Linked DNA regions of Mus musculus: regions 1, 2, 3, 4 and 6 are each linked to region 5. Evidence: chromatin loops called from intact Hi-C (ENCODE). Cell type or tissue: heart. All regions are shown on one strand. Region 1 overlaps 2010308F09Rik (RIKEN cDNA 2010308F09 gene). Region 2 overlaps Cask (calcium/calmodulin-dependent serine protein kinase (MAGUK family)). Region 3 overlaps Cask (calcium/calmodulin-dependent serine protein kinase (MAGUK family)). Region 4 overlaps Cask (calcium/calmodulin-dependent serine protein kinase (MAGUK family)). Region 5 holds the start of Cask (calcium/calmodulin-dependent serine protein kinase (MAGUK family)). Region 6 overlaps Cask (calcium/calmodulin-dependent serine protein kinase (MAGUK family)).

Evidence for each region. Peaks named below come from ENCODE experiments on the same cell type or tissue, not always from the same donor. Only the 100,000 strongest peaks of a DNase experiment are listed, where the experiment ranks them.
Region 1: it touches region 5 in a loop (4-fold over the local background); 2 of 42 quality-filtered maps call a loop at or near these places.
Region 2: a loop joins it to region 5, with 3 times the contacts of the local background. A loop is called at or near these places in 12 of 42 quality-filtered maps.
Region 3: it touches region 5 in a loop (1.9-fold over the local background); 2 of 42 quality-filtered maps call a loop at or near these places.
Region 4: a loop joins it to region 5, with 2.7 times the contacts of the local background. A loop is called at or near these places in 14 of 42 quality-filtered maps.
Region 6: a loop joins it to region 5, with 2.5 times the contacts of the local background. A loop is called at or near these places in 6 of 42 quality-filtered maps.

What each region holds. Positions count from the first base shown.
Region 1 is chrX:13,240,271-13,245,270 of GRCm38, reverse strand. The region is part of intron 1 of 2010308F09Rik (RIKEN cDNA 2010308F09 gene); the gene reads left to right. Among named protein-coding and RNA genes, the nearest start is that of 2010308F09Rik, 5.0 kb to the left of the region's middle. RefSeq lists an enhancer at 1,278-4,440. In heart, no CTCF peak of the experiment used is centred here; DNase peaks (open chromatin) are centred at 50 and 2,350; H3K4me3 peaks cover 2,297 bases; H3K27ac peaks cover 3,471 bases; H3K27me3 peaks cover 2,150 bases.
Region 2 is chrX:13,710,311-13,715,310 of GRCm38, reverse strand. It overlaps Cask (calcium/calmodulin-dependent serine protein kinase (MAGUK family)), which reads left to right. Exons shown (of 27, transcript NM_001284503.1): 3 at 540-645. Among named protein-coding and RNA genes, the nearest start is that of Gpr82, 51 kb to the right of the region's middle. In heart, no CTCF peak of the experiment used is centred here; no DNase peak of the experiment used is centred here.
Region 3 is chrX:13,754,879-13,759,878 of GRCm38, reverse strand. The region is part of intron 2 of Cask (calcium/calmodulin-dependent serine protein kinase (MAGUK family)); the gene reads left to right. Among named protein-coding and RNA genes, the nearest start is that of Cask, 89 kb to the left of the region's middle. In heart, a CTCF peak has its summit at 2,432 (motif pointing left); no DNase peak of the experiment used is centred here.
Region 4 is chrX:13,727,364-13,732,363 of GRCm38, reverse strand. All of the region lies in intron 2 of Cask (calcium/calmodulin-dependent serine protein kinase (MAGUK family)), which reads left to right. Among named protein-coding and RNA genes, the nearest start is that of Gpr82, 69 kb to the right of the region's middle. In heart, a CTCF peak has its summit at 2,361 (motif pointing left); no DNase peak of the experiment used is centred here.
Region 5 is chrX:13,844,013-13,849,012 of GRCm38, reverse strand. Cask (calcium/calmodulin-dependent serine protein kinase (MAGUK family)) reads left to right here and starts at 2,457. Exons shown (of 27, transcript NM_001284503.1): 1 at 2,457-3,005. The coding sequence starts at 2,947. In heart, CTCF peaks have their summits at 2,115 and 2,939; DNase peaks (open chromatin) are centred at 2,242 and 3,242; H3K4me3 peaks cover 3,805 bases; H3K27ac peaks cover 2,180 bases.
Region 6 is chrX:13,734,531-13,739,530 of GRCm38, reverse strand. All of the region lies in intron 2 of Cask (calcium/calmodulin-dependent serine protein kinase (MAGUK family)), which reads left to right. Among named protein-coding and RNA genes, the nearest start is that of Gpr82, 76 kb to the right of the region's middle. In heart, no CTCF peak of the experiment used is centred here; no DNase peak of the experiment used is centred here.

The sequences.
Region 1 (5,000 bases), 600 kb after region 5:
CTCGAGAACTTGGGGAGCAGGAAGTACAAGGTGGAGAAATTGACAGGAAGCCACACCCACTTCCTGCTGGATGATACCAAATCCAAGTGGATGTGAGCTAGAGAGGGGAGAGATAGGAAGATTCTCTTGGACAGGCTGTTCTAATTATGGAAGGGGGCTGTGTTGGTGACTTTCGGGGCCCTATCAGAGTTTTCATGGGGTTACTGGGTGTAGCTAGCAGCACCTGGCTTCCATCCCCAGAACCACAAAATACAGTACTGCTGACCAAACTGAAAAGGCACGCTATCTGTTGGAATATTTATTGAGGAATGGGGTTTACTTATCCAATGTAGAAGCCAAGATTCCTCAGAGAAACACAGGCAGTAAAAGTTATGTACATGTTAGTTGGCTCATACATATAACACTGCAGGCTGACAAGTCCCCAGATTTGCACTGTGCTTTGTGGGAGAGTCAGTGACATAGTGCTAACCCAAGTCCAAAGGTTTGAGCTACAGGAGAGTTAGTGTCCTGGTTCCAGCCTCAGTCCAAAGGTCTGAGACCTACAAGAGCAAATAGTGTGATACCAGTCCAAATGACAGCAAACTGGAGACCTAGGGAGAGCTGATGCTTCAGTGTGAGTCTGAAATCAGGAGCAAAATAAGACAAATATACTCCTCCCAGCTCAAAGACAGGAAGAAGGAATTGCTTTTAAGGGTATAGGGCATGTCAGCTTTTTTTACTGTAATGAAGCTCTCAATTGATTGGATGAGGTCTTCCCACATTGAGAAAGCCAATTTGCTTAATTTAACTTTTTTGGGGGGCGGGGTTTCAAGACAGAGTTTCCCTGTGTATCCCTGGCTGTCCTGGAACTCGCTCGGTAGACCAGGCTGGCCTCGAACTCAGAAATCCACCCGCCTCTGCCTCCCGAGTGCTGGAATTAAAGGTGTGTGCTACCACTGCCTAGCAATTGCTTAATTTAAATCTATTAATTTAAATGTTAATATTATCAAAAGATGCCTTCAGAGAAACACTTAAGATAATGTTTGGCCAAATATTTGGGTACTCTATGGCTCAGACAAGTTTACACAAAATTATTATATCCAGTTTAAGGCCACTGAGTAGATTTTATTTTTTTTAATAACAGGTTTTCTCTCTCTGTGTGTGTGTGTGAGAGAGAGAGAGAGAGAGAGAGAGAGAGAGAGGGAGACAGAGAAAATATGTGTGTATGAGACTGTGTGTGAGAGAGAGAAACAGAGACAGAGAGAGAAAGAGCGACAGAGACAGAAAATGTGTGTGTATGAGACGGTGTGTGTGTCTGTGTGTCTGTTTGTGTTTGTGTGTGTGTGTGTGTGTGTGAGAGAGAGAGAGAGAGAGAGAGAGAGAGAGAGAGAGAGCAAGTAAGGCATCCAGGATAATTTACAGAAGTCAGTTGGTTCTCTCCTTCCACCATGTGAGTCCTGAGAATCAAAGTGAAGCAGTTGAGCTTGGCAGCAAATAACACCTTTACAGGCTGAGCCATCTCACCGTCTCACCGTCCCAACTGAATGGACTTGAATGGGAACAGTGTCTTCATTATTTACCGGTCAGACATAAACAGCATCCGGATCCGGTTACATCCTTAAAAACTAGCACTCTTACTCTTGCCCACCTTGCCCCTACCCTTCACTCTGTGGGCAGCCTTCTGTCTTCCTCCTTTTTAGTGGCGCGTTTTTAATAAGGCTAGCATAGAACTCAAACTCTCCTTTCTCGGTGTTAGGATTACAAGTGTGCGCCACCACACCCAGCTTCGTCTTCTGTTTTACTTAGTGCCTTCCTGGTTCTCTGTATGAGGCTCTGCCCTCTAATCTACAGGCAACCCTAGAGCAATGTCCCCATAGTCCTAACCTTAATGACTCCGGATGGCCGTGGAGTCAGCTCCAGCAGCACTCTCTCCCACTGGCTGAGAGTGGCCATACCCTTTCCTAAAACAGCTCAGAGATTACTTTAACATTCAAGCAGCAATCCATCAGAGAGATCCCAGTCTGCATTCTAGTGGCTTAGCTGGCATGTGACAACCCAAGGAAACTAACTAGGTCATGTTTTTCGTTTTCCTACACAGCTTAAACCAAGATTCCAAAAGGCTTTCTTTGTACCCAGTAGCTCCAGCAGTTGCAAATCCTCTCCAGGAGTTCCTTCAAGCCAGAATCTTTTTGGCCTCATCCGTTTCAGGCTGGAGAGAGGAAAGAAATATTTATGAGACTTGGTCTCCGCCTTGGGGAGAAATAAACCCATAATCACTACTGTGTTCTGAGACTTGAGGATCGAGAGGAACAAAGGGCATGAGTGTGCGCATGTGCGCAGCTCCACCCCTGCCCCCAACATTCCCCCAAGGGGGGCACAAATCCCTCCCCCACTGCACAGCCCTGGATCTGAGTTCTGCCTGAGTGACTGAGGGAGGACTCTCAGCAGACTGTTGGAGGCGGGAAAAGCCAGGCAGGGACATGGTTTCTGCGTGTAGACTCAGCCTGATCTCACCAGGAACTCAGGACTAGACCCTGCGTCCCAGCATCTCCTCGACTCCATCTTAAGAGTTTCGGCGTGTTGCCGGCTCCTGAACACAACTTCCTGATATACTTAGGATTTTTGGCTTTATACTTTCAAGGGAGTTCAACCACTTTCTTTCTGATCTTGTTACTGTGTCTCGTTTGCATATGTAGGTTCTAATAGCGCCATCAAAATGAACTGGGCAGGAGAGGCACCCTGGGATACTCTGCCGCGCCGCAGCGGCAGCGGCAGCTGCACAGGAAAAGTGGTGGGTAGCAAAGTCGAGCAAGATCTTAGCTGGAGACAAAGCTGGACAGGATGGTGAGAAGGCTAAAACAAGATCTCACTATATAGGCCAGGCTAGGCTCAAACTCGTGTTCCTCCTGCCTGCCTTTGCGTCTGAGTGCTCGAATTACAGGCATGTACCGCCATGCCTGGCTTGTTACTCCATTTCTTTCTTTTAATTTAAAAAAAAAAAAAAAGCTCGTGTGTCTCTTTTCCTGCGTGATGAGGGAGTGGGTGGGGGAGGGCATGTGGAGATCAAAGAACACAGCTTTGTGCAGTCGGCTTTCTCCTTTATGTCGGTTTCAGGTCGTCGTTTGCACTATGAGAGCTTTATCCACTGAAATATCTGGCTGGCCCTTGATATTCTGTTTCTTAGTGCTGTTATTTTACACCCAGAAGATTGTCCCTTTCATCTAATTTTCCAAATTCGCCAGCAGATTGCTCACAGCGATCGCATGTGCTTTTCCAATGTCTTCTAAGTACCGCTTTCCTCCCCGCGGTGCTGCCTGCCATCCATCTTGTGGTGCTGGGGCTGCGGGGATGACTTCCTGGCCATGCTTTGGAATGCCAGCCTAAATAAGCATATTGTCCCTTTACCGATAAGGTAGGAAGGGTTTACCAGTTACAGGGAGGAAGCCAGGGGTCTCACGGCTTGTAAAGGACATTTAATTTAGTTCTTTCTCCGACAGGAAATATAAGTCTGCAGAAAATACTGCCTGGTTTTGTCATTGCCTGGCTTAAAATGTCCCCCTCGCACTGAATCCAAATTACTTGGCCAGACTCACAGGATCCTAAGGAATTGGCCATCCATAAATCACCGCCCGGTGTGGAACTTAGAGCTAGCAAGAATGCCAGAGGCAAGGGCACTCTGCAAGGGAAGGGTGCCTCCACTGAGCCCAGAAGTGAGACTAAGGCAAGTGAGGTGAGCTGCATGCTAATGTGTAAAGCACAGCTGCAGACACAAACAAGCTGCAGGGCTTTTGAAGTTGTTCTCAACCTGGGGGGGGGGGGGAGACCCCTTTGGAGACCCTTTTATAAGAGTCGTCCAAGAGTATCGGAAAACACAGATGCTTACACTACAATTCATAACGGTAGCAAATTTGCAGTTATGAAGCGGCAACAAAAATAATGTTATACTTCTTGGTCACCACAACGTGAAGAATGTATTGAAGAGTGTCAGCATTAGAAAGGGCAGTTAGACCAGTTCCAGGAGCCAGGAAACATTGGCAAGTGGGGAGGGGAAGATAGGAGAGTGAGTTTTAGGCAACAGAAACTGCTAAGTGGTATGCAAATACGATAGCTCCAAGGCTGGGGGCTAGAAGCACAACAGGATCCTGACTAGATCCTAGAGGCCATTTTCTTAGCGCTGAGACTTGAGAAAAGAGAGGATCTGCCTGCTGGTCCCTCCTGCCTACCAGGAGTTAAATTCATCAGGAATAAACGGGAAATTAGAGAGATTTAACAAAATTAACTGATGGTCTTTCATAGGATACAGTTTTGGGGGCTGAGGACGTAGCGCAGTAGTAACACTGAGGTTTGGTCGGTTTCTATGTATTGTAATGCTAAATACTTCCCTCCCAGGCCCACTTGCTCCAAGGAGAATCTGCACTTTGACCCAAGTGACACTATGTAACCTTACTCCACCACCACCACCACCACCACCACCACCAAGTTATCCCTAATTGGTGAATAAAGATGCCTACAGCCTATAGCTGGGCAGAACTGAGATAGGCGGGGCTTGGGGTCGGAGGGGAACCACAAGGAAGAGGAAGAGGAGGAGGAGGAGGAGGAGGAGAAGGGTTAAGTGAGTTGTAAAGATCAGCCCATCAGAGCCTGGCAAATTATACTTTAGAGATTCTAATAGCTTAAAGGGTAGATATCTGCCCAATGCTAGTGCTGGTTAAGGCTTGCTATAAATATAAAAGGTGTGTGCTTCTTATCTGGGAATTGAATTATCAAAAGTGGGGTAGAAACCCCAATTGAGATTAAGTATTTTCTACAATAGTATAGTTATGCATATTTTCTTTTGTTTTGTGGCGCTACCAATTAGTGAATCAACCCCAGGGCCTCACACACTAACCATACACTACCACTGAGCTATACCCCAGATTCAAGAATGTTGTGTGTGTGTGTGTGTGTGTGTGTGTGTGTGTGTGTGTGTGTGTGTGTGTGTGTAGGGGGGCACTATGACTTCCTATATCTTTCCCCCACCC
Region 2 (5,000 bases), 130 kb after region 5:
ATCAGTTGATTCATCCTAACTTTAGCTGTGGGAACAGTGCCTTTTTGTGTAAACCATACTATTTCTTATTATATTCCACATAAATTCTGTGAAATGTCTCTAAGTGCTATATTTTATTCTTATCTGGCTTAAGGAAAAGTAAGATAAAGGTAAAATTCAAAACAATAAATTGAGTTACTTATCAGCAGATCAAGGAGAAGTTATCAATTTGGAGGCTGAAACTTGACTGGAAGAGTTTGTGGGAATATACATGCACTTATTTTACTTTGGGACAAGCTGATTCTGTGCACAAAGGAATGAGAACCTTTATTAGTAAAAGCTTCCTCCCATATCTGGATGGAAGCTGACAAAGATGGAATGTTGTATTGCCATAGATGTGAAAGGGTGAGAAGATAAGCTTAGTTTAAATGGGGGATTTCATCTTTTTAGACAGAGAAGTCTTCATGTTACCATAGATCACATCCATCCATTCATTCATCCTTCACTCTAATTGTCTCTTGTTCCTACCTAATGAAGTGTGCTGTGTGTTTGTTTTGCAGATCTAAAGCGGGAAGCCAGTATCTGTCATATGCTGAAGCATCCACACATTGTAGAGCTGTTGGAGACATATAGCTCAGATGGGATGCTTTACATGGTTTTTGAATTGTGAGTGGACATTTTATTTCTCGAGTAAAGTTTTAAGTGATATTGGTTGCAGAAAATCTTAACACCTTTTTCTTCAAGTTTAGCAACAGTTGTGGACTCATCTGATTCAAGAGACCTGGAGTCACAGGTAAAAAACAAGGACTTTCTCATTTAAGGACAAATGGCAAAGGCAACAAAAGCTGGCCATACCAAGTACGCTTACATTGTCAGTACTCTTCAGAGAAGAGGCTCTAAAATGACCTAGAGTCTCCCAAAATCTTGAGTTTGGATCTTAGTGAAGAAGAGGAAGATGAAAGTAGAGGATTCCACATAGAAAGTCTCTCTGGCAACTCAAAATGTATAATAACACACATAACTTTCTCTTTTTATGTAATCATATTGCCATAAAAGGAAACTTCTCCACTAACAGTGTCTTGATTTCAATATGCTACTTCACTTTGACAGTCACATAAGTTTGTTTAAGATGGAGCAGTGTGAGCCAAGCACAACTAAATAATCTATAGATGCTTGGATAAATGTTCAAAGAGATTATGTAAAGCTTTATGGGATATCATTATTCAATATTTTGTCTTTAATCTCTTTCTATTTAAAATTAACCCATGACTTTGATTAGGAAAATAGAAAAAGGAAGATAACCAGCTTCACTATTCAAGATATCAAAATAAGATGATGTATTCATGTATTCATTGTCTATTGCTTCATAATACATTACTCTAAACTTTAGTGACTTTTAAGCAATATCCATGTATTACCTCACTCTCTGAGCATCAGGAATGAAGTTCAACTTAGATAAGTCTTCTGGCTCTAGATCACTCACAAGATGCTAAGTTAAGGGCCAGAGCATCTTAAGACTCTACTGAGGGTGGATGTGCTTCCAATTTCATTCACATGGCTGCTAGCAATCATGTAATGAGTGAGGACCTCAGTTCCCAAGAGCCATTGGCCAGAGGCATTCCTTTGTCCCTTGTCATTGGACCTCTTCATAAATTAGGATGGCTACTAGCTTTGACAGAGCAAGCAACAAAAATAGACATCAACCTTAGAACCTAATTCCAAAAGTTGCACAACATCTCTTCTGGCATATTGTATTATCTAGAAATGAGTCATTGGATCAAGCTCACATACCAAGACCTACATAGCAAGAAGTGGGAACCTCAGGGAGGCATTTTACAAGTTGCACCCTATAGAAGGCTCACTAATACTTTACCTATCTATGTAGAAGTTTGAATCTAAAGAACTGAAACAAAGAAACTCAAATTGAAGAAAAGTTCAGCTACATAAGTGACTTTTTACTGGGAAAGATGTAAATGTTTTGATTAGTTGTTTGCAATAGCTTAGAAATCCTAAATAGAATCTTAGGCCACATTAATTAGAAAGTATATAGAATTCAAAACAAAGCCACACTCCCACCCTTACACACTACTTTTTCACCCTGGAGTATTCATGGTTAGCAATACACCGCAGTGTTTATAGAAAAGGATCACCAGAACAAAAACACGCGGAAAGTCCATTAGGGTAGAGTCACCGTCTTCTAGCATGCTAGAATTTTGAGCTGGGTCTGCTATAAGTTGATATATAAAAACTTCTATTATGGAGCTAGAGAGATGACTTAGAGGTTAAAAGCACTGGCTGCTCTTGGAGAGGACCTGGGTTAGATTCCTGGCACCCACGTGGCAGCTCACAACTATTTGTAACTCCAATTGCAAGAGATCCCTTGCCCTCTTCTGGCCTCTGTAGGCACCAGACATGTATGTGGTACATAGACATATATACAAGAAAAATACCTATGTATAAAATAAAATCTAAAATAAAAATTAAATCTTTTATTGTAAGAAAATTTCTTTCAACACTTTGAATGTTCTTTTAGCTATATTTCCTTCACATTTAAGGAAGTATGTACTATGTGATCTACCTAGCAAAGGAAATCCTATGTCATAGAGCCAGTCAGACTTGATTTCTGTCAAAGAAAAAAGTCTAACTTTTTTTAAAATAAAATTAAAACATTAATAGACATCCCAATGACATTCGTCTAAGTGTTGATTTTAAATTCTAAAATAGTCCAAGCTCTCTTATGAACACATTATCTAGCTATGAGGTGCGAGCTCCTTTCATTCCTCAGGGCTAGGCTTTGCTTCTAGGCTACTTCTAGGGGCTTTGCATTCCCTGACTGTCTGTGAAGATAGGCAGACTTTAGAGGATAGGGGAGAGAACTTGCTCTTTTGAGAAGGCAGACTGTAAATCCAGAAATATGAAAGGAAAAGTAACACCATAGAATTTGTTTTCAGGCAGACTAGGTTATGGTAAGGGAGGAAATGGAAATTAATTGCTTTAAAACATCCTAGTTCTGGAGCCCAGCAGGATGGCTTCACTGGGTAAAAGCTCTGGCCGTGCTGCCCAGTTCTGATGACCTGAGTTAAATCCCCACCACATAATAGCCTGGCAGCTGTCAAGCAAGCTAGCCTGAAGTAGAGTATATCAGAAACAAGGGAGACCCTGCCTCCACAAAGTAGAAAGTGAGAAGCAACTCTTGGAAGTTGTCCTCTGACTTCCACATGCATAGTGTGGTGCTCAGGATAATAATAGGTAATTTTTTTAAAAAAAAAAATCTAGTTCAGATGTCCCTTGGAAAGGCTTTTGAGTACTTCTAGACATACTTAAATCCCAAATGAAGTGCTGTGGCATGGAAGAGCTCTTAAACACATTGAAGTTGGGCTGAAGAGATGGCTCAGAGGTTAAGAGCACTGGCTACTCTTCCAGAGGTCTTGAGTTCAGTTCTCAGCAACCCCACCTACAGTGTATTCATATAAATACAAATAAATACACCTTAAAAATATCATTGGAATCATAGATGCCCATAAATGTATTGATTTTCATATTCTAAGATACCTATATAGGGAAAACATAATCAGTATCTGCAGTTATTTGAAAAACTGTGATCTGTAAGAATATGTGCTTGTTCACTGTGGCATTAGAGGCCACCACTAGAATCAACAAGAGACAAATTTCACCTTTAAGTAAGAAAGGTTCTCTAATGATAAGATTTAGTCCAGGAATGAAGCCACTGTCAATTTTTAAATTCACATTACATCCCAATTGCAGCCCCCTCCCACCTCTCCTCCCTGTCCTGCTCTTACAAATCCTTCACCCCATCAACCCCTCCCTTCACAGGGCACACACTTGCCTCCTTGCACTCAAAAGGATCTGTAGCCATCCAAAATGGCTGAAGGTAGAGGGCCTTACTTTGAGACTAGAGAGGATCTCTAACTTCTCACTCAATTTTAAGATGATTCTTTTAAAATCACTTTTCTGGTTTAATTTTATTCTTCCCTCAAGAACTCTGTTTCTATCCATATTTTTATTCTGAGGGAACTAAAAGCAGATTTAATCATATATCTTAAAATGACAAGCAAAGAAAGCAACATGTTAAAATTTACCTAAATTTTGATCCCCATTCTGCTTGTATCAGGGCCCTAAAATAACACTAGTAGAGAGAAGATGGTCTTTGTTGTCATAAAATCTAGGATTTGGGCTTCTTAGTATTGATGCAGTCCTTATGAGATTTTTGTGGCTGATTTTATATACTGTTGTGATTAAAACAATCCAATGACTGAAGATGACATCTCATTAAAGATTAACATTTATCAATAGCCTAATCCTAATCTTAGCCTAAATTAATAGAATGTAGCTATTCTCTTTTTTTCACCTTCTGTTTTGGGAATTTTCAAATGAAAGGGAGACTAATATAACGAAAGTCAGCACTGAGCTCTAGCAGTTATGAAAACATTTGTCATTCTCTGTTCAAACTATCCTTTCCTGTTATCATTTGCCACTGTAGATTGCTACAGCAGTTTCATTTCACCAGAAACACTCCTGTTTTAAATGATAACACTATTATCATGCCTAACAAAATCACCAATAATTTCTCAATATCATATCTTATTAACTTGACATTCAGTTTTTCCTAATTGAACATGAATCTTAAATGACAGCTATCTAAATTTAGAACTTTTTTATGAGCTCTAGGGATCTGAAAGTAGATTATAAATTCACAGCTAAATTAACAGTGATTTCTTCTTAAAAGGCCAGAACCAAAATAGAAATATCAAACTCTTCTTCTCTACCATTATTTTATAAATCTATCTTCACAGCTATCTTTGCTCAGTTTCTCTACCTCTTGATCTTTTGGATTCAAAGGATCAAACCAGAAAGAGGTTACTCTAAAACTACTCTAAACTGTGATCCTATGTATGGCTCACAGAGCAATGCTGGTACACTTGTGTATGCCTCCACCTACTGGCCCAGAAAGAGAATGCATCTACAGCTGCAGTGTGGATTAAGCTATTCCAGAATCCGGT
Region 3 (5,000 bases), 89 kb after region 5:
AAGATGATACAAGAATGTGGTTATGCAGAATAACTGGGATGTAACATATATTTATATAAGGTAATGACATTAATAAGAAGACAAACTACACACTAAATACCAAGCTCTTTGCTAAGAGAATGCTTTATCGTTATCTCCTTAGTTCTCCCAGCAACTGGGCTTCTTGTGTCCAGTTGACAAAGAGGAAAGTGGAGCTTTCAAATGGAAATAACTTACCTAGCTATAAGTCCAGAATGGGAACACAGTTTAATGTGAGATGCCACTCAAAAACTCGCTAGTCTTAATTAAATCATCATGCTATAGAATACAAAATTAGGATATAGATGGCAAAAATAAAAAACAAATATTCAAATAATTATAATATGTAATTTTCTGTAAGGCAATACAAATTTAAAATTTATTGAATCATCTAATGTTTTTCAATTACATAAAATCGGTACTTATGAGCATGAGATGAGTAAAAGATTTCTACCAAATGAAAACTAAGTGGGTTTATATTAAAATATTTCTGACATGGGGCCAGTGAGATAGCTCCACAGGTAAAGGCACTTGTCACCAAGCATAATGATTAAAATAATAATAATTACCGTTATTTAATAACATTAGTACTATTATTTAGAAAAATGATATAATCTATTTTAATGTAAAGACATATTTTGAGTGAAAATGCAACTATTAGACAATCCATACACATAAATGTGACATTTCAAAACTAAAAGTCCAAGTGGTGTGGTAAATAATAAGAAAAATGATCCACAAGCAGTTTCTTTTCCAGTCTTCATTTGTCTAAAAAGTCGGAAATTTTTGGTATTGAAGAAAATATACAGATCCCATCTTTGCATGGGAAAGATAAAAATCTCTGGCTGTCTTTATCCTGCCATACCAAGTACATCTAAAAAAATTTTTATATATATTATTATGTGCATTGGTGTTTTGTTTTGTTTTGCCTTTGTGAATGTGTGTGAGGGTGTCAGATCCTCTGAAACTGTAGCTATATATAGTTGTGAGCTGCCATTTGGGTACTGGGAATTGAACCTAGGTCCTCCGGTAGAGCCGCTAGTGCTCTTAACTGCTGAGCCATCTCTCCAGCCCATACCAAATACATTTTTAAACTCAAGACTGTTAGTTTAATGTTTGAGTGAGGTCTTGGTTCTTACTCCATCCCAAAGCAGTAAGTAGCAGATGTTCTCAATTGAAGAAGATAAATATGACAACAGTGAAGAATTTGTCTCCGAATCAGAGACTAAAATAAGGATATATTGTGCTCTGCAATTAGACACTAAAATCCAGTCTAGCACTGTTCATTAAAATGGAATTTTTAATAGTTTTGTAATCAAAAGATAATTTATTTTAGGCAGATTGTTTTCATATGCCTTTTAGCATGGTTTTTAAGAATATTATAAGGAAACAGATGATGATTGCCTTTTGAACTGTAAAACACTTCTCAGTTTTGGTAAATGGTTTAGGTTCACCAAAAAACCTGTAAGGACACATCTTCAGTGGTAGACTAGCATTGAAGACAACATGACATTCTTCTGTAAGAAACTAGTTAGATCTGAGTACAAAGCTAGTTTGGTGTGATCAAAATAGACACAATAGATTTCAACATACATCTGTTATATGTTAGATCACAACATACATCTGCTGTATGTGGTTAGCTGAGAAAAATCAGGAAAGAAAGTGTACTTGCAGTTGTTGCTTTCATAATATATTTTTAAATGTTTGATCTTGAAACAAGGAAAAATTCTAAGGCCATTCTCTTTCTGTTTGTAACCACTTTAATATCTATAGTTTCAGGAATTCAAAGAATTTGCTGAATACTTTTTATCATTTTAATTAGTTACCCCCAAGGTGCATAGTCCCTTCTAGAGATAGAGGCTAAACAGCAAGTATTTGAACAGGCAAAGTTTAATATTATGAATTATTGCCCTCTGTAGTATGGGCTAGTAAGAATTCTAGAACTCTGACAAATAAATATAGGACTTGCAAGCATAAGGACTAGCCACTATTCTCAGGGCTGAAGTGGAAGCCTCAGGCAGACGTTTGGCCAATCTCCCAGTACCACTGAAATTCAAGCCTTGTTGGAGACAGCATGTGGTAGCTAACTGGACCACAGGTTTGCTGAGATATCCTGCTGGTAGAAAACAATGGGAATCTGCCTTCCAGAGTTTAACAGCCACCATCCTTAGGGATTAGGTCACCTCTGAATGTGCAGAAAACGGACTAAAGATGTGCCTGAGGAAGCTGGTCGCAGACAGAGTACTCTACTGGCTGTACTCTGCTGCAAAGCCACCTCAAGAGGGTTCTCAGAAGTTGCTTATGGACAGGTGCCACATGCTGAGCACTGAAAATAAATTATACACATAGGGGATCCTTAAGAGAAAAGCACTGGAACCAGAGAGCAAAATGCCTCTGCTTTAGTGTTCCTCCAATGCCCTCTGTTGGCAAACCTTAATGTTGGGTCAGCTGTAAAAGCATTGAGTTCAGCTTCAGTAGTGCAGAGCAGTAAATAACCTGCAGAAGTGCAGAGCCTGGATTCATGAGTAGTGTAGGGGCAGGAAGCTTTTCTGGATATAGTGGTGGTTTTGTTGTATTGTGTTTTTTTGATACAAAATCTCATTCTGAAGCTCAGGTTGGCCTTAAACTCACTTCCACCTTGCCCTCCAGAGTGTGGGGGTTACAGGTATATGCAACCATGCTTAGCTGAATATAGTGAGGGTTTTTATTATTAGCTTCTAAGATAGCATACAAATTACTGGGTTTCATTATGATGCTTTCTTGTATAATTTGTTATTCACTCCCTCTTTGCTGCCCTACCCTATCCCCTTGCCTCCCTCTCGATAGTCTCCTCTCCCAGGAGACTTTTCTTCTTAACATTTGGTCCCATTACCTTACTTTTTTCTGGTTTTGCCTCCCCCCTTAAGATTTTTTCCCCTGTGAGCCCTTTCTAGTTTCATGACCTGCACCCACACAGATGGGATAGCTTAATGCCATATTGTATCTTAGCTACCCCATCTGTAATACTTGGCAGTGTTTTCATTTTATTTTGCTTTCTTTTCCTTATTTCCCTTAAATGATTAATAACTAAATAGCATAGCATATCCACATTAGAATTGTTAGTATTGATGATTATCAATCTGGGAAAATTCAGTTTTTGAAGTAAAATTTTACCAAAAACATTATGCATATAAATAAAATAAACCCATGATTTGATTCAGAATATTGTGTTAGTCCATATTGTGCATTTAGACTTGTTATAGTAGGGTTTCATAAATATTGCCTAGAGAGTTTCTGTAAAATAATATAAATGACCAGGTGAGTTTGGATGAAAATTCTATTGGCCTATATATTAAAGTAAAAGCCATAATTTCTTTCTGAAAAAAAAAAAGGACTTTAAAGAAGAGTATGAAGAATTAGGTATGATCCAATGGATTCCTTTAATAGTGTGTCACATAAATGCCAACCAACATATTGCAGAGTAGTAAACTAATAATGTGTCCTGGAGAGCAGTTTATTCTTTCTGTAATAACAGGAGGCTTATTCCTTTGCTGTCTTTCTCCATTCCCTCTTATCAACACCTAAGTTGGAACGTTAAGTTTACCCATTGCTGGACCATTGCAGAACTCTTTCTATAGGCTGTTCTCCAGTCACAACCCACCTCTAATTTTTTTCTACCAATTACCTACAATTTTTTCTTTCTTAATTACTACTTTCTTCATTTCCCCAAGTCTTCAGAACATGTCATTAATAGTGGATTTCTCTGTATTACTCTATTGCTTTGAGATTGAATTAAAACACTGATATTAAATTATCTGATGTTTGCATTTCCAGGACATTCATGTTTTATGTCATTTCCCCACAGGAATGCTTTGCTAGATTGACTTAATAGATCTTTATTTTTTTCTTCTTATGTTAGATAAATTCAACCTACCATAAAGGAAGCCATAAGGCAGCAAAGGTAGATTCATCTAGAATCAAAATTTTACACAATTATTGTTACAGTGTGTGAAGGGTAAGTGATGTTCACTAACCCCTAAAAGATGTTCATATCCAAATCCTACAATTCAAGATTATGCCATATTACCTTATATGGCAAAATGAAGTTGTAAATGTGGTTAAAGATCTTGAGATGGGAGATTATCCTGGATTATTTGTGTGGGCTCAAACTAATGACAATGGTTTGATAAAAAGGCAGGTTGAGTAAGATTTAACTTACAGGAGAAGATAGTGTGACAAATTAGAGATTGGGATGCTCCAGCTGGTATCTCAAGAATGTTGGCAGCCTGTACAAGTCTAAAGAGACAAGAAACAAGATTCTCTCCTCCTTAGACCCTCCCAAGGAACCAACCTTGCCAACACCTTGATCTTAGTTTACTAGGACTCATTGGAGATGCTTACCTCTAAAACTATTACATAATTATGTTATGTTGTTTAAAGCCATAGAGTTTGAAGTGACTTACTGCCAATGCAACAGGAAACTATTGCATTTTAATAGGCACTTGCTCAACTGTAGCATAGAAGGGAAAGTGAGAACTTCTCTTAAAAGAGTCAGTGAATTAATAAATGGACTTGTTGGGGGTAGGTCACTGAAGGTGGGAGAAAGGATGTATAGAGGTGCAGAGTGGTGAATTAGTTGACTTAGTGTGCAAGTAGTTGGTGCTATTGGAGAGATGGTAGCTAGCTTATGAATGCTGTGTCTGTGATGCTAAGAAGTTTGAGTTTATTTTTTATCACTGAGGAAACATTGGTAGACTTAAAGCAGGGAAGTCGCACAATTGGGTCTATATTTAAGACCAATTAGACAGTGTTACAAAGAGAGTTATTTAAAGAGAGAGCCAGCAAGCAAGGAAGGTGCAGTGGCCCTCATGAGAAATAGGAGACTTTGGATGGAGGAAAGGAGTTGCACACGACGTCTCAAGCAGTGCGATGTGGTACCTTTCAAGAGACAATCCTGAGAAATGCTCATTTGTTTGCTTCATAGGATTAGTTGCATAGTGATA
Region 4 (5,000 bases), 120 kb after region 5:
ACCATTTACTTTCTCCTATCTGAAATTTGTTTTACTTATCCATATAATCTGCCTCCTAACTCATTATTTTAAGCTTTTAATTTATAATTTGTTTATTAAATTATTAGCTAGCCTTCAAGGGGTAGTAGAGATTGGGGAAAACTGGAGGATGGATTTGATTGAAACATCTTAAATTCTCATACAATAAAGCAAAACTATGAAGAACTTTCAGAAATTGTAGAGGAATATGTGTTTAACCATTGTTTAAATGGAAATACTGGTTCACTTATAAAGTTCAAACATGATCTATTAAACTATATACATTCTATTTTGTTGTGTTATGTGCTCTTTGGTCACCTCCTCCTATAATGCAGTCCTGTGTGGGCATGCAGACCCAGTAGTGACTAACCTTAGTTAATTTGAATAATGCCAAGAAATTGGTAACTCACATCTCATTGGCCATTCCATGCAGATTCTCCTTATTGGTAGTAACAGGGGCTTTATATTGTAGGGAAGAGTATAGTCTGACTTGATGCCCTCTTGGTTCTCTATCAAAATCAAATTGTATAGATATCCCATGGCCAGAGAGCATGACATCTACCAGTATTCACCAGATGGTGTCTGTACTTAGACTAGACCTTTTATACTAGGAAGCTGCAGAAGATGGAAGTTATCAGTCCTGCTACCAAACCACCCCTGAAGCTCTCTCCTAGTTCAGAAAGAGGTGACTACACCCTGTCATCTTCTCCTAAACCTTCAGAGTTTACCTGGAAATGAAGTGAGGAGAACGCTGGAAGTGAAGGTGGAGGACCAGCTGCTCCATTGGCTTTTTCACCTGTTCCCTTTAGGCCTTCCTCAGTATGATATCTGGAGAAGGTGGTTGCCTATTCTACCCTGAAAGGTACTTTTACCTTAAGGAGCAGATCTGAAATCCAGCTGCTGAACCCCCTAAAACAGTTCTTTTTGCTAAACACTGGGGAAGTAAGTACCCCGACCCCCTGTACATTGGCTCTCCATTGTGGAGGCTCCTCATTGTTCTTTCACAGATTCTGTAGATTGTATTGAATAAATGCTTCTCAGTTTGTTGTAAGCCTTTTGATCTGTCTCCAGATGCTTTTTTCTTGGTTCTAACCAGCTAAATACAGTAAGACCTCTGTACCTTCAGGATCTGCATCCAGAGACCCACCCAATCGTGAACTGAAAGTATTTGGACCTACAGCTCCAAAGACCTACAATAGTCATAACACTTTTCATAGCTGTAACACTTCTGGCTAGTATCCCAAAGCTACCAAGAGTTCACATATATTGTTCTTTTTAATGACTTTTATTTTCTTACAGTCTAGTCATTACCCCCTTCTTATCCACCCTCCCACAGTTCCTCATTCCATTCTTCCTTCCTCAATCTCCAAGAGGATGCCCCCCCACACACACAGGCTTCCCCACTCCCTGGGGTTAGTTGCATCTTCTCCCACTGAGGCCAGACCAAGCAGTCCTCTGCTGTATGTGTGTCAGGGGCCTCATATCAGCTGGTGTGTGCTGCCTGGTTGGTGGCTCAGTGTCTGAGAGATCTCTGGGGTCCAGGTTAGTTGAGACTGCTAGTCTTCCTATGGGGTCACCCTCCTCCTCAGCTTCTTCCAGCCTTTTCCTAATTCAACCACAGGGATTCCTGACTTCAGTTCAGTTCAGTTCAGTGTAAGTATCTGCCTCTGTAGGGCCTCTCAGAGGACAATCATGCTAGGCTCCTGTCTCTAAGCACACCATAGCATCAGTAATACTGTCAGGGCTTGAAGCCTCCTCTTGAGATGGATCCCACTTTGAACCAGTCACTGGACTGCCTTTCCTTCAGTCTCTTTTCCATTTTTGTCCCTGCAGTTCTTTTAGACAGGAACAATTCTGGGTTAGAGTTTTTGACTGTGGGGTGGCAACCCCATCCCTCCACTTGATGCCCTGTCTTTCTACTGGAGGTGGGCTCTATGAGTTCCCTCTCACCTCCCAGGTCACTGGTACTTTCTAGAGATTCCCCTCCCCACCCCTCCAGCCTCCCTCCAGTCCCACAAAGACCAGTTTTTCCAGTTTAAAATTGGTTAATCTCATTTAAGGCTGTTAATCCTGTGATAATAAAGTACCTCTCCTGTGTACACACTTGGCTGCCTGCCCACCTCATTCTTGGAAAGGGCAAGATAAGAACCTAGTTGGCAACAAGAGGGTCTTCACCAATCACCTCAATATATATATATATATATATATATATATATTCACACACACACATACATACATACACACACACACATACAGACACACATAGATCTTAGTGATACTGTGCTTCCTTGCAAAGTATATGTGATTTTGAGTTCCCTCTAGTGGAGGAAGGTCAGATGTGCTCTTTTTAAAAACTCAGCTCCTGACTAGTTAACCAATAGTAAACAGATACACATATAAATCCCTTAAATTGATAAATTTTCCCGGGACCTTTGTTCTTAAGTGTTTTTTTTTCCAAGAAAAACCTTAGAGCTATATGATACTATTAAATAGTACAATATATGAACTACTCAAAGGCATAGAAATGCCAAGCATACATTACTTTGCCTAAAGTTGGTGCATTCTGTGGTGGCAGTACCCTGAATTTTCCATTTGCAGTCATGGTAACAAAATGTGGAGGGTAATATTCACACCCTTTTGTTGCATATAGATTGTATGTTTTAACCACTCTGAAAAGTCTAGTCAGTGTGAGTATGCTACTGAGAAGAGATTGCCTCAAAGTTTGGATGATTTTAGCATCATCTTCCATAGAAAGTATGTGATATCAGAGTGCTGGATGGATTGGGAATCAAAAACCTGTGCTCATCTTTCACTTGGGTTATAAATTAGCCATGAGAATTTGAGCATGTCTCTTGTCTACCAAGCCTCATTTTCTTTCTGAGTAAAATGTGAACATAAAGAAGAGTGTTACAATGATGGCTTACAGTAATGTCCATTTTTAGAATTCTCAGAACTTTTATGTGACAATAGACATGGGTGCTGCCTTCCAGCAAGATTGGCAGAATCACCAGCAGCAAGCAAAGTTGGTAAATGCTGAGATCTTAAGGCATGGGGGTGCAAATGTTAGGAGTGCAGTGTTGCTATGTCATCACAGCAGCATATGCCTACCTCTGCTGAAGACTGTTAAAAACAGCTGTGGGGCTGAGTGTCAATGGGATTTAGGTGAATGAGTAACATTCATCGGGGTAAAGAAGCGTGTGAAATGTTAAATGGGGAAGGAACATTTATTGTGATGCATTTCATAAAGATATTTTTACTCAAGTACATCATGTACTTGACCATATTCATCCTCCTATCCCTTCCAGTTTTTCTACCAATCCATCCCACTAGTCCCTTCCTTTTTTATGATTTTATTTTTTTTATCAATTTTTTTTATCAATTTGGATGTTTCAAAAAAGGTGCAGTTTTAGGTTCCCTGACCCCGCTTTTAGGCATCTCGACTAAGGACACTTCCATTGACTCCCGGAGCCTCCCCCAACCCAGGTCTCTCTGGGACTTACTAGAGATGCACCCCAAGCCCACCCCCCCACCCCCACCAGCTGCAGATTTCCATTCATTCTCCTGGGCTTCTGGACCTCTGACTTTCCCCACACCTGATCCTATCCTCCCATTTCCACCCTCCTCCTATCTCCCACCCAGGTCCCTCCCTTCCTCTGTCTCCCATGACTATTATGTCCCCCGTTCTAAGTGAGATTCAAGCTTCCTCATTTGGGCCTTCCTTCTTGTTTAACTTCTTTGTGTCTGTGGGATGTGTCATGGGTATTCTGTATAGTATCCACTTGTCAGTGAGTACATACCATGCATGTCCTTTGGGGTTTGGGTTACCTCCCTAAGGATGATATTTTCTAGTTCTATAATGATGTCCTAATTAGCTGAATAATATTCCACTCTAAACGAACCACATTTTCTGTATCCATTCTTTGGTTGAGGAACATCAGGATTGCTTCCAGTTTCTGGCTATTACAAATAAAACTGTTATGAACATAGTAGAACACATGTCCTTGTGATACGGTAAAACACCTTTTGTATATATGCCCAGGAGAGATATAGCTGAGTCTTCAGATAGAACTATTTCCAATTTTCTGAGGAAGTACCAAACTGGTTTTCAGAGTGGTTGTACCAGTTTGCAATCCCACCAGCAATGGAGGAGTGTTCCTCTTTCTCCACATCCTCAACAGCATGTGCTATCCCTTGCGTTTTTGATCTTAGCCATTCTGATTGGTGTAAGGTAAAATCTCTGGGTCATACTCATTTGCATTCCTTGATGACTAAGGATGCAGGAGCCCCAGTGGAGGTATAAGATCAGCAACCCACCCACAAAACTTTTGACCAAACTTTGTCATGTCTAAAAGAAATGTAGGGATTAAAATGGAGCAGAGACCAAAGGAATGGCCAACCAATAACCAGCCCAACTTGAGACCCATCTCATGGGCAAGCACTAGTCTCTGACACTATTAATGATATTTAGTTATGTTGAGACAGGAGCCTAGCATAACTGTCTTCTGAGAGGTTTCATCCAGATGCTGACTGAAACAGATGCAGAGAACCACAGCCAAACATTAGACTCAGGTCAGAGACCCCTATGGAAGAGTTGGGGGGGGGGAGATCGAAAGCCCTGAAGGGAGTGAGAACCCCACAGGAAGACCAACAGTGTCAACTAACCTGGACCCCTGGGAGCTTCCAGACTCTAAGCCACCAACCAAAGAGCATGGACTAGACTGAGGCTTCCAGCACATTTGTATCAGAGAACTGCTTTTCCTGGCCTCAGAGGGAGAGGATGTACCTAATCCTCCAGAGACTTAATCAGGAGGATACCCAGGGGGCCCCATCCTCTCAGAGGTGAATGGGGTGGAAGGCGGTAGAGGGATTCTGTGAGAATGGGACCAGGAGGGGGCAGCATTTCGGATGTAAATTAAATAATTTTAAAAATAAATAAAAAATTGAAAAGGTGCATTTTAAAGCACATAAGCATGGGTCAGAAG
Region 5 (5,000 bases):
TTCCTTTAACTAAAACAGAATTAAATTATTGATAGCTAACCATTTGTATTTAGAATAAAATATTGGCTTTTTGGAAGAAAATTAGGAAATAAATAACTTCATCGAAAAGGTTTGGTTATTTTCATCCTGGAAGCAGAGAGTAATTTCCACTTGCCATTAGTCCATGATACAAACTCTAGGAGCTGTGGGTTGCTGAGAGCCTTTGTGTAACTGATAGATCACCCTAGGAGCTAGGAGATATAAGTCCTAGCTGGAGGGAACTTTTTAAAAACTTGGTGGTGATTAGAAGATCTTGAATCATTTAAGCAAGGACTGACTAGGAAGTGTCAAGAGCTGATAAGATTAGGCCAACCTCTGTGTGTGTGTGGGGGGGGGGTTGTGTATTGGTTAGTTTAATGAATCCACCTCTCCAACAAAGATTAAGCATAATCCCACAGCAAACCTAGAACAACTGCTATCAGATAGTGGAGGTGTGGCGTAGCTCTTGGTATGGCAATCCACCTATAAACCCCCCACTGCTGGAGATAAGGAAATTGGACCACTTAGCCACTAAGACTCTTCAGCTCGAAACCAGCGCTCCATGTACAGAGACCATGCTTAGCCTTGCCCTTATTTTTTTTTCCACCTGCGTTTCCTTTTCTGCTTAATAATCATCCGTTTGTACTTTTGAGAGAAATTCTCCACGAAAGATAAACTCCAAAATGAAGTAGACAAACCTTAGCATAGCTCATGTTTTGGCAGGAGAAAGAAAGTTAGGCTGGCAAGGTGACGTGGGGTTCAGAGGAGAGTGGATGATTCCGAATTCATTGGGTGACAGGTAGACATGATAGGTTGGGGTAAGCGACTTGGAACTGTTGGGCCCCCAAAGAAGACAAAGTGTTTTGGGCTCTGAAGCCCATTCTTTAGAGAAAACACAAAATCTTTGGGAAAGGAGGAAAACCTATTTGTGCAATTATATTTCCCCTGATTTGCAAGAAAGAAATGAAAAGGAAAGAAGGTTTAGCTCCCAAATATTTAGCAAGCAAATCAGCCAGGCTCTCGAGGGAGTGATTAAGGGTTTGTACAGATCGTTTTGTTTTTTGTTTTGTTTTGTTTTGTTTAAAGGAAATGGGCTTTATCTTCACCCTGCCCCCTGCACTTTGGTAAATACTAGTTTAAAAAATACCGCGCTGAGAATTTTAACAGATGATTTCTGGAGAGCTGACTTATGAACTAATTGGACACTTCTGCTATGAGGAGGAACAAAGACTTCTTTTTTTATTGGTCTTCAACTAAGGCATATACCTGTCTGGTGGCGTTGGCTCATTCTGCACATGCTCAGTTGAACAGAAATCTTCATATTGCATACAACCTAGCACAGCGGCAACACCCACAGCCTTACTCCGCGGCTGACCCTGTGCGTCCATTCCTTCTAGTGACATTTTTTTATGCTAAGAACTCCAACACTTATAGGGAGTGAACAAAGCAGATGCTGGTGCTGAGGAACAATATTCAATGGATTTAAAGTCTCTTTACGACACTCTTTTCCTGGTCCGTCTCTAGGTTTTGTCTAGCAGCAATAGAAACTGCATAGATATTGGTTAGTTTGGAGCGGGTGGCAGGCGAAGCTGTTTCGCTAGTTCACTGTTCTTGTTGTACACCTTCCTCTGCAGTTTTTGTTCCGTCCTTTCCTTGGACAATTCTCCCCCTCCCCCAGCCCTCATCTTCATTAAGGAATGGCAAGGTGGCACTAAAAGCATCCACCGCCGCCAAACACGGTCTTGAGTGACAATCTTTCTCCACCTCCTTTCAGGCTTTTTCATTCATTAGAACCTTTTCTCTGCGTTTCCCCCCTCCCCCAGCAAAAACCTGGGGAACGGCTTTCTGAGATTACGAAAGAAGAGGGAAAGCTGCCAGAGTGCTGAGCACGCCGTCTAAGAACGTGCAGACTGCTATGGACCTTTTGTCCCTCGCCCCTCTTCTCCACTTGGTCGCAGCTTGGGAGTAGAGGCGACGACCTCCACCAGCCCCACCTCAGCAGCTGCAACCCGCAACCCGGGCAGCTCCGCTAGCCGACCCCCAGCGCCCTCTAGATTCCCCGCGCCCGCCGGTTCTTCGTGACGTTGCGGGCGCTGCGCGCAGGCGCCACTGGGAGCGCTTTTTTTTTTTCCCCCTCCCTTCCTCCGCCTCCTTCCGCGGTCCACGCCTCCCAACGGGCTGGAGGGGCGGGGCCTGCGGGTCTCGCTGCCGTGCGGGCCGAAAGGGAGGAGGGTTAGTCCGCGCCAGGCGGGTGCTCGGGCTCGGGAGCCTGGCGGCTGCTGAGGCTGAGGGGAGGAGCTGAAGGCAGCGGTCGCGGCTCCCGCCCGCACTGAACGCTCATCCCGCGAAGCCCCCTCCCACACTCGGGAGGGCGGCGGCGGCGGGAGGAGGAGGAGAAGGAGGAGGGAGCGTCTCTGCCGCCGCCTCCTGGTCCCCAGCGCGGATCAGCCGCCACCACCTCCCTTCGCGACGATCCTCCCTCCATGGTGCTGCCGCGGCCCCCCCTGTAGCCCGAGCTGCCCCGCGCCGCGCCGGAGCCGGTCTCGGGCAGAGGGAGCGGTCGCGGCCTCGCGGCCCGCGCGGGCTGACGAGCGGAGAGTGCGGCGCTTCGCGGTCCCCGAGGGTCCGCACGCCCCGGCAGCGCGGTCGCCAGCCACCGCGCGAGGAGCAGCGGGCGGGCGGGCGGCGCCGGGCCCGGGCCGCCCTCGCTCCCACGCCCCGGCCCCGCCGCCCGCGCCGGGGCGGCAGCCGGCAGAGGAAAGGCGCTGCAGTCTCCGGGCCTCACGGCCCCAGTCGAGCTTCCTCAGCACCGAGGGCTTGCGGGTCCTGAGTGGAGGACACGAGCCCGGAGCCGGGCACTGAGCTCTTGGGCGCCCCCAACCCAGTTTTCAGAACCCTCCACGCTGCGGCCGCTGTCCCCTTCGGACCATGGCCGACGACGACGTGCTGTTCGAGGATGTGTACGAGCTATGCGAGGTGATCGGCAAGTGAGTCTCCACGCGAGGGAGCGGGAGTGTGGAAAAATGCTTTTCAGCGATGCCCGGGGCCTCCCGCACCCGTTCCGGGCCTGCCCCCTGCCCTCTCTCCCTCCCCTCTGCCTCCCTCGTTCTCTTCACCCTGGAGAATTTTTAGACGTGTACCTGGGTTTCCTGCCAGGAATGGGTCTGGGGGCTTCTTAGTAATGCGTGGAGGCCACCGAGCCCCGGTCGGCCACCCCATAAGGCGTGGGGCGGGCTCCCTGCATTTTATCTGACGGTTACACAGGGACGTGGCAGGACCGATTTTGTAGTTGCTTCCTGGGAACAGTTGGGGTTTTTGTTACCTTTCCTGTACCATAGACCTTTCACGAAAAGAGCAGCCTGCATTTCATGAGCTTGTGTGGAGAGAGCGAGAGAGCGCGTCCGGGGTTTTTAATTGTGGGGTGTGTGTCTATTGTGCCAGGATATTAGACAGATGCCTTTGTGTTCACCCCATGCCCGGATTTAAGAGGGTCATTGAAGACGGATGCGTCCAGTTTCAGCAAATTCTTCACCTGCCATAGACAAACATAGAAAGAGTTGGGGGCACCCAAATTTTTAATGCCTCGTTATGCAATGACTGTACAATCAGTGCTCGAGGCTCCCTTCCACTGTTGTTGGGATGGTGGTTAGCGTGGTAGAGCCGTCTGCTTTGAGTCACCGGGCTGGTCTAGAATATAGAACTGACAGTCCAAATGCTCATCCTTTCATCTGTGTTGTATAATTACACTAGGGAAAAGCAGGGAATCAGATTAATCACAGTCCTGATTGAGAATTAAATCTGCAGTTCCTCATCTAATTGTCCAGTCCTGAAATCTGTTTTGAATTGTTTCCTTTTCATTCTTGTCAAACAGTATTCCAAGTGCACAATCCTGCTAATTTGCTTGTGAGGGAAATGCTGGCAATCTGAAGTTGATTTCCTAGTTCAGCGTGTATTCTCTGGCTTTGGAAGTTGAGATCAGATTTAAGAGCGATTTTTGCTTATTTAATAGGGCTCGTTAGATGGCTAGTATTAGAATATTTTACTTCGTTTTGGAAGCGGTGCTTTATTGTCTATTTTAAGGTCCGCAGTTGGGAAATGAAACCAAGACAGCATTTGGCTCTAGCTCTTTTAAGTTGTCTGCACTATACTCAGTTTCAATTTTTTGAGTACGGGTAACTGATTTTTTTTCCTCCATGTTGAGATATTACAATACGGCTCACATGGTGAAATTGTGGGTAGAGCTTGCTACACTCTTTTCTTAGACCCAAATGCTCCTTGCCCCATTGTTCAGTGACCAGCCTATCTGTTAAGAGGAGGATGTCCAAATGTGTCTGGTACAGTCTTTGTGGATGTGCTCAGAGCAGCGCTGTTCAAAAGCTATTTAATGAGAGCCACGTGTAATTTGTCATTTTCTAGTAGGCACTTTAGAAAGATTTCAAACAAAAAGGTGCAATTTTCGTAAAATATTTATGTAATACATTATATATAATTAGTGATTTCAGCATGAAAAAATTTTGCCATACTGTATATCTTTTCCTACTAAACCATTGAAATGCAATGTATATTTTACACTAACAGAACATCTCAATTTTGACGCTAAGCTAATTTTTTACCAGAAGTATTTGATCTGTATTTAGGTTTCATAAAATTTGCATGTGCAAAAAAAAAAATAGATTCACATATTCAAGTTGTTCCAAACGTACATAAAAGTTTTCCACTAACTGAATTTACTATTTCTAAATTTTAATCAAGTAAGCAGAATGCAAAATGCCTCAGTTCAATTAGTCATATTTCAAGTGCTTAATATCCACAGCCTACTGCCACAATTTTAGAGAGAAAAAAATTCAAAAATCTCCTTCATTTCTTCATTGTTGTGAGGACACAAAAAAGAGAAATTCGATGTTTCTCAAAAACCACACAAATGGCTATGAGAGTGAGGGATACTTGTTGTATCTTAGTTGTAGCTGTTGTGAGCCTGAAGT
Region 6 (5,000 bases), 110 kb after region 5:
TTTTTGTTTCTGTTGTACATAATATTGTTCAGATATTATTTGTAAACCTACTAATGAGTATATCGCAATGTTTAAAATATTTAGATAGCTGGTTGTAAAATGTAAGCAAATAGTATGATAACAAAGACCAGTAAATTGGCCTGACAAACAAACTACCTGTCATGCGAGACTAAGTACTTAAGTTTGAAATGCAGAATCCACATAAAGGAAAAGAGATATTCAACTGCACAAAGGTGTCCTCTAACACAAGACACACAAACACACACACACAATTTATAAAAGATGTTCGCCAATGGATTGATTATACTTTTTTGAGATGCTTTTCTATCCCTATAAATTCAGAATGTCTGCCTTCCTTTATGTATGCTGTCCTTTCGAAAGCTCAACATCCATTTATTGGCTGTATTACTCCTAGCATTTTCTTTTTGCTTCTTAGGTCTTTGAGTTTTGAGACATAGACTCACTGTGTATTTTGGGCTGGCCTTTGTATCTTATGGCCTTGAATCCAGCTTCAGCCCTCCAGGTGCTGGTGCTGCTACTACAGGATTAAAGGCTTAGACTACCACACCTGGCACTCTTGCTTTTGTTTTGTTTTCTGATATCACTTCTCTCCACATTTTGCAGTATTTATTATTTTTTATTAAGCCCCACCTTATAAAAATCTGAGCTTTTCCTCAAAGTCCTATGTAGTAGGTCCGTGGGGATGTAGTCCAGAATTACAAATACCTATAACCATTTGTCAAATAACTGGGCAGATATGGTGGACATTGTTTTTCTATTTCTGTGTTAGGTCTGACACAGTCTCTTCACACTACTTCAGGATCCTAACTCTGGTTTTTCATTTTTAACTTTGCCACCTCTTCTTTATCTTGGTCATATCTTGGTTTCCTTTTCTTTGTTCTCCAAACTTGGCTGTAAAGGCTGTCTGTGGCTTTGTTTGCCTCCTCCTGGCCCTCCTGGCCAGGACCTGTTATGATAATCACTCTTGAGCTGTGCATATGATTCCCTCTTTTCCTTCCACCTATACCTTTCTTGACATGCTCTCTTGGTTTCCTGCTCTCTTTTCTCTCAAGAGTAACTTTGGTCACAAAATATAGTGTCCCACCTTCCTAAGGAAGGACATTTAATAAGGTCTCTATATGCCGCCTCAGACGTCATAAATTACAGCATGGTTAAATAGCTAGAAACAAAAGATGAACACAGTTTGAGATTGTGTTCATTGCATCGACAATCCAGCACTTAACACACTACTCAAAGCATATCCTACAGGGAAAGCTTCTAAGAAAATAAATACTATATGAGATGTAGCTTCACAAAGCTCTTTAAAAAAAAATTCAGGAAATTGATTCCATGTGCATGAAGTCAGCGTTTTCTCTCAGCAGGCACTGCAACTAATGACATTAATGAGACCCATGCCATATTAAAAAGAGAGAAAGAGAATAAAACAGACAAAACTGATAATTTAAGAGGAAATTATTTCCAGTGGTCTGTTTGAACATTGTAATTAACCAAGAAATAAAATGAGAAAAAGGACCTTTTTAATTGTGGTTTTTAGCACTCCATTAAGAATGGCTCAAACTCTACGTGAATTGGGACAATATAAAATGAGTACTTATGTTTAAGTGGGAGAGCCATCCGTACTCAATATAGAGGTGTGGATTTATTTCAGAATATCTTAGACTTAAGTGAGTATTGGCATTGTTTTTGGTAATGCTTTTAAAATCTCTAGTATTTTGACAAGAGGTTTTAAATAAATGTTATACAGGAAAACAAACACAAAACTTTTCTAACATAGCTTCCACAATAAATAAAAATAAATAAGTAAAAAAAAATTTGTTTTTACACCTTTTTAGCCCCATTATAGTATATCAGTTTGCTAACCTTGAAAACAAAGCTTTATAATTTGTAACATATAAAATAATATTCCCCTAAGCAGGCAGTTTTATCCAAGATTCCTGGTATTACATTACTAAATGTAGTGAGTGAAATACTTCTTAGGTAGGTTCATTCACAGCTGTGCTCTCCTTTTCTATCCTTTATGCCTCCTCTGGTTTACTTTTATGTTGCTACGTGATAAAATATTCTGACCAAAAGCAACTTGGGGAGGAAAGGGTTTATTTCAATTTTCTCTGAGAAAAGAACTATACCCACATCCCTCCACATAGATTATAATATCAACTCACACTACCTCAGCAATGACACAAAAGGAATTTCTGTCGTAGTTCATTCCCCCTCAGCACTCCGTTATTGGAGACAACCTCTTTAAGCATTATCACTGTTCCTTTTGTACCTAACACCATATACTATCTCTTGACTTTATAATTCTAAATATCAATTATCACCACACTGCTTCATACGTTGCCTCTCTTTTCCTTCTTGCTTCTCCTTATTTTCCTTTGTTGATTTATTTCTCTTTAATTTATACTTATCTTTTTCCCCTTCATCCCATCTTCCTACAACCTGATCCTTCCCTGTCCCCACCTGCCCGCAGTCCATGCCATATATTTTTCTATGTCCCCATTTCTAATTATTAATACTTGGGTTGTTGCTATAATGTGATTTTATATAATTATTTATTACTCCTGTTGTAAATGCTTGGCTTAGTTCATGTTGGGATGTTTGTGTCTTTTTTATTTATCCATAGGCTGGCCCTTGAACTGTGTGACTTCTCTCAGTACGTACATTATTTTTCATGATAGCAGAGGGATCCTTGGTTGCTGTATCTTGCTTTTCTTGATTGTCATTAAAGGAATTCTCATTTTCTTATGTGCTAGTGTCCCTATTTTCTAGGTTTCCTGTATTTCTTATTTTTCATTTTGTTTTGTTTTTACTTAGTAGACTCTCTAGTAACTTCCTGAGAAAAGATATTTTTTGGTTTTTTGTTTGTTTGTTTGTTTTAAACTTTACATATGTAAACATGTATTTATTTAATTCTATGCTTTGAACAGTAATGTAGCTAGGTATATGATTCTTGGTCAGATGTAATCTCTCAGGGTTTTGAAAAAATATAGAAGGTATATAAAAGTTTATGCATTGCAATTAGCTTCTTTATATCAAACCTACCAGTTGTGTGACATGTGTATATCATATAACATCTCTGCCTGTTTCTTCATCTAAAAATCAGGTATAGCATTTTACCATTCTGTAGAATTGCTGAGAGGATTTAATGAGAGATATATCTCACTAGGACAATACCTGCTCCCTTGCTCTCCTTTGAAAGCTTTAGTGATATTCTGTTTGCTCCAGTAACCCTTCAGATTTTTTTCAGTGATATGTTGTATTATGGGCTCTTATAAAAATCATGCTTGGAACTCTTTTTATATCTAGAAACCCATTGTCTTTGGTTCCGAGCAGAAAATTCTTAGATAACTACATATCTCTAATTTCTCTGTTCTGCCTTTCTGGTTTCTGCTATTTAAATAACATGGCATATATAATTAGCCACCATCGCTAACCTTTTGCCTCCCTGATCCTATCTCTTGTTACTTTGTCCTAGCTTTACTTTTTCAACTTGGCCTTCTAACCCTTCTGTTTGGATCTTTGCTCAAATTTATCATTTCCAGAGGTGGTATTCACTGACTGTTTTGTTTAAGTTAGTATTGTACAGTTTCCTAGCATTTTTACCTACTGTGTTAGGTAAAATCGCTCTGACAACGTATCTGAGGGGAAAACTGGAAAGCAAGAATGCCAAAGGGTTTAGCTCATCATGGCAGGCAGGGTGTCAGTAATTTACATTATTATTGTAGGAGGCAGACACAAGTGACTGCTTATACTACAGAGCTTTCCCCCATTCCTTCTTTGCTCTACTTAGGAGTCTAACCTATAGGAGGAGGATCCTTTCTCCATAGTTAATTCCTGGAAATACCTGAGGAGGAATAACTAGAAATATGCTTTACTAATCTAAATGCTTTTCAGACCAACCAAGCTAACTATCAAAATCAATAATCACAAGTCTACTCTCAACAACCAGGCACCCAAATATGTCTCCTTAAGCTATAATATTTTACCCTTTCCCCTTCCTTCCCTCTTCCCCAAACCTCATATCTAATTCATATTGCAAAATGCACGTATTCTATCTTCCAGAGTCCTCTAAGTCTTAACAGACAAAACCTGTTCAGAAATCCAATTTCCAAATCTGAGACAATGCAAACACTTAGCTGTGAGCCTCTAGGAAATCAAGAAGACATTAGCTATTCCCAAGCTCCCACAATTCTTGTATTCTGCATTCTTGAAAACACGGAATCCCATGAACTATGCCAAAGTGTACCACAGTTCTAATAGGAACCAGGATCCTTTGGGCTATGGCTGCAGTGGCCTCAGAATGCCTGAATTACTGAGTAAAGGCAAGAGGCAGATTCTCTGTCAGCTGTATGTAAGCAGAGAGATCTAACCTTTATTAGATTACTCATTATTTTAAAAAAGAAACTTTCCACTTTTGAGGCTCCAATGGTGGCCTAATTCTTGAGATTCTTTCAAGAGATCTTTCCTGTTGTTCCAAGTCAAAGTGTTTGGCTTCCTCTTAATAACCCTGATCTCTTCAGCGCTCCAAGTTTCCTTGGCACCAACTTTACACATTTATTTCTTTTCTGAGCAAACTGCAAGTTTTTCAGACATTTTTGTTCCTCTTTTTGTTCACTGTTTCATTATGAACTTGGCTAAAAGCAGTCAGCAGTGTCCATTCTTCATCTGAATGCTGGATTGCCCAGAGACTTCCTCCACCACATTAGTCTACCGCTTTTATAATCAGCTTCAGACCAGATATCTAGGCAGGTTTTGGTCAGACTGTAATTCCATGGCCTCTAGTAATGTCCCTACAGAGTCCTCATTTCCACGTAAAACTTTATGAAGTCTTTACTCTCTATACTCCTAACAGCATTCTCAGCTCAGCTCCCACTACAACCACTAAGTTCTGTTTATAGAATTCTGGAGTTTCTAGAGCCCACATCTCCAGACTTCCATATTCCTTCCATGGCCCAGTTCCAAAGACTTCTAAACCACAT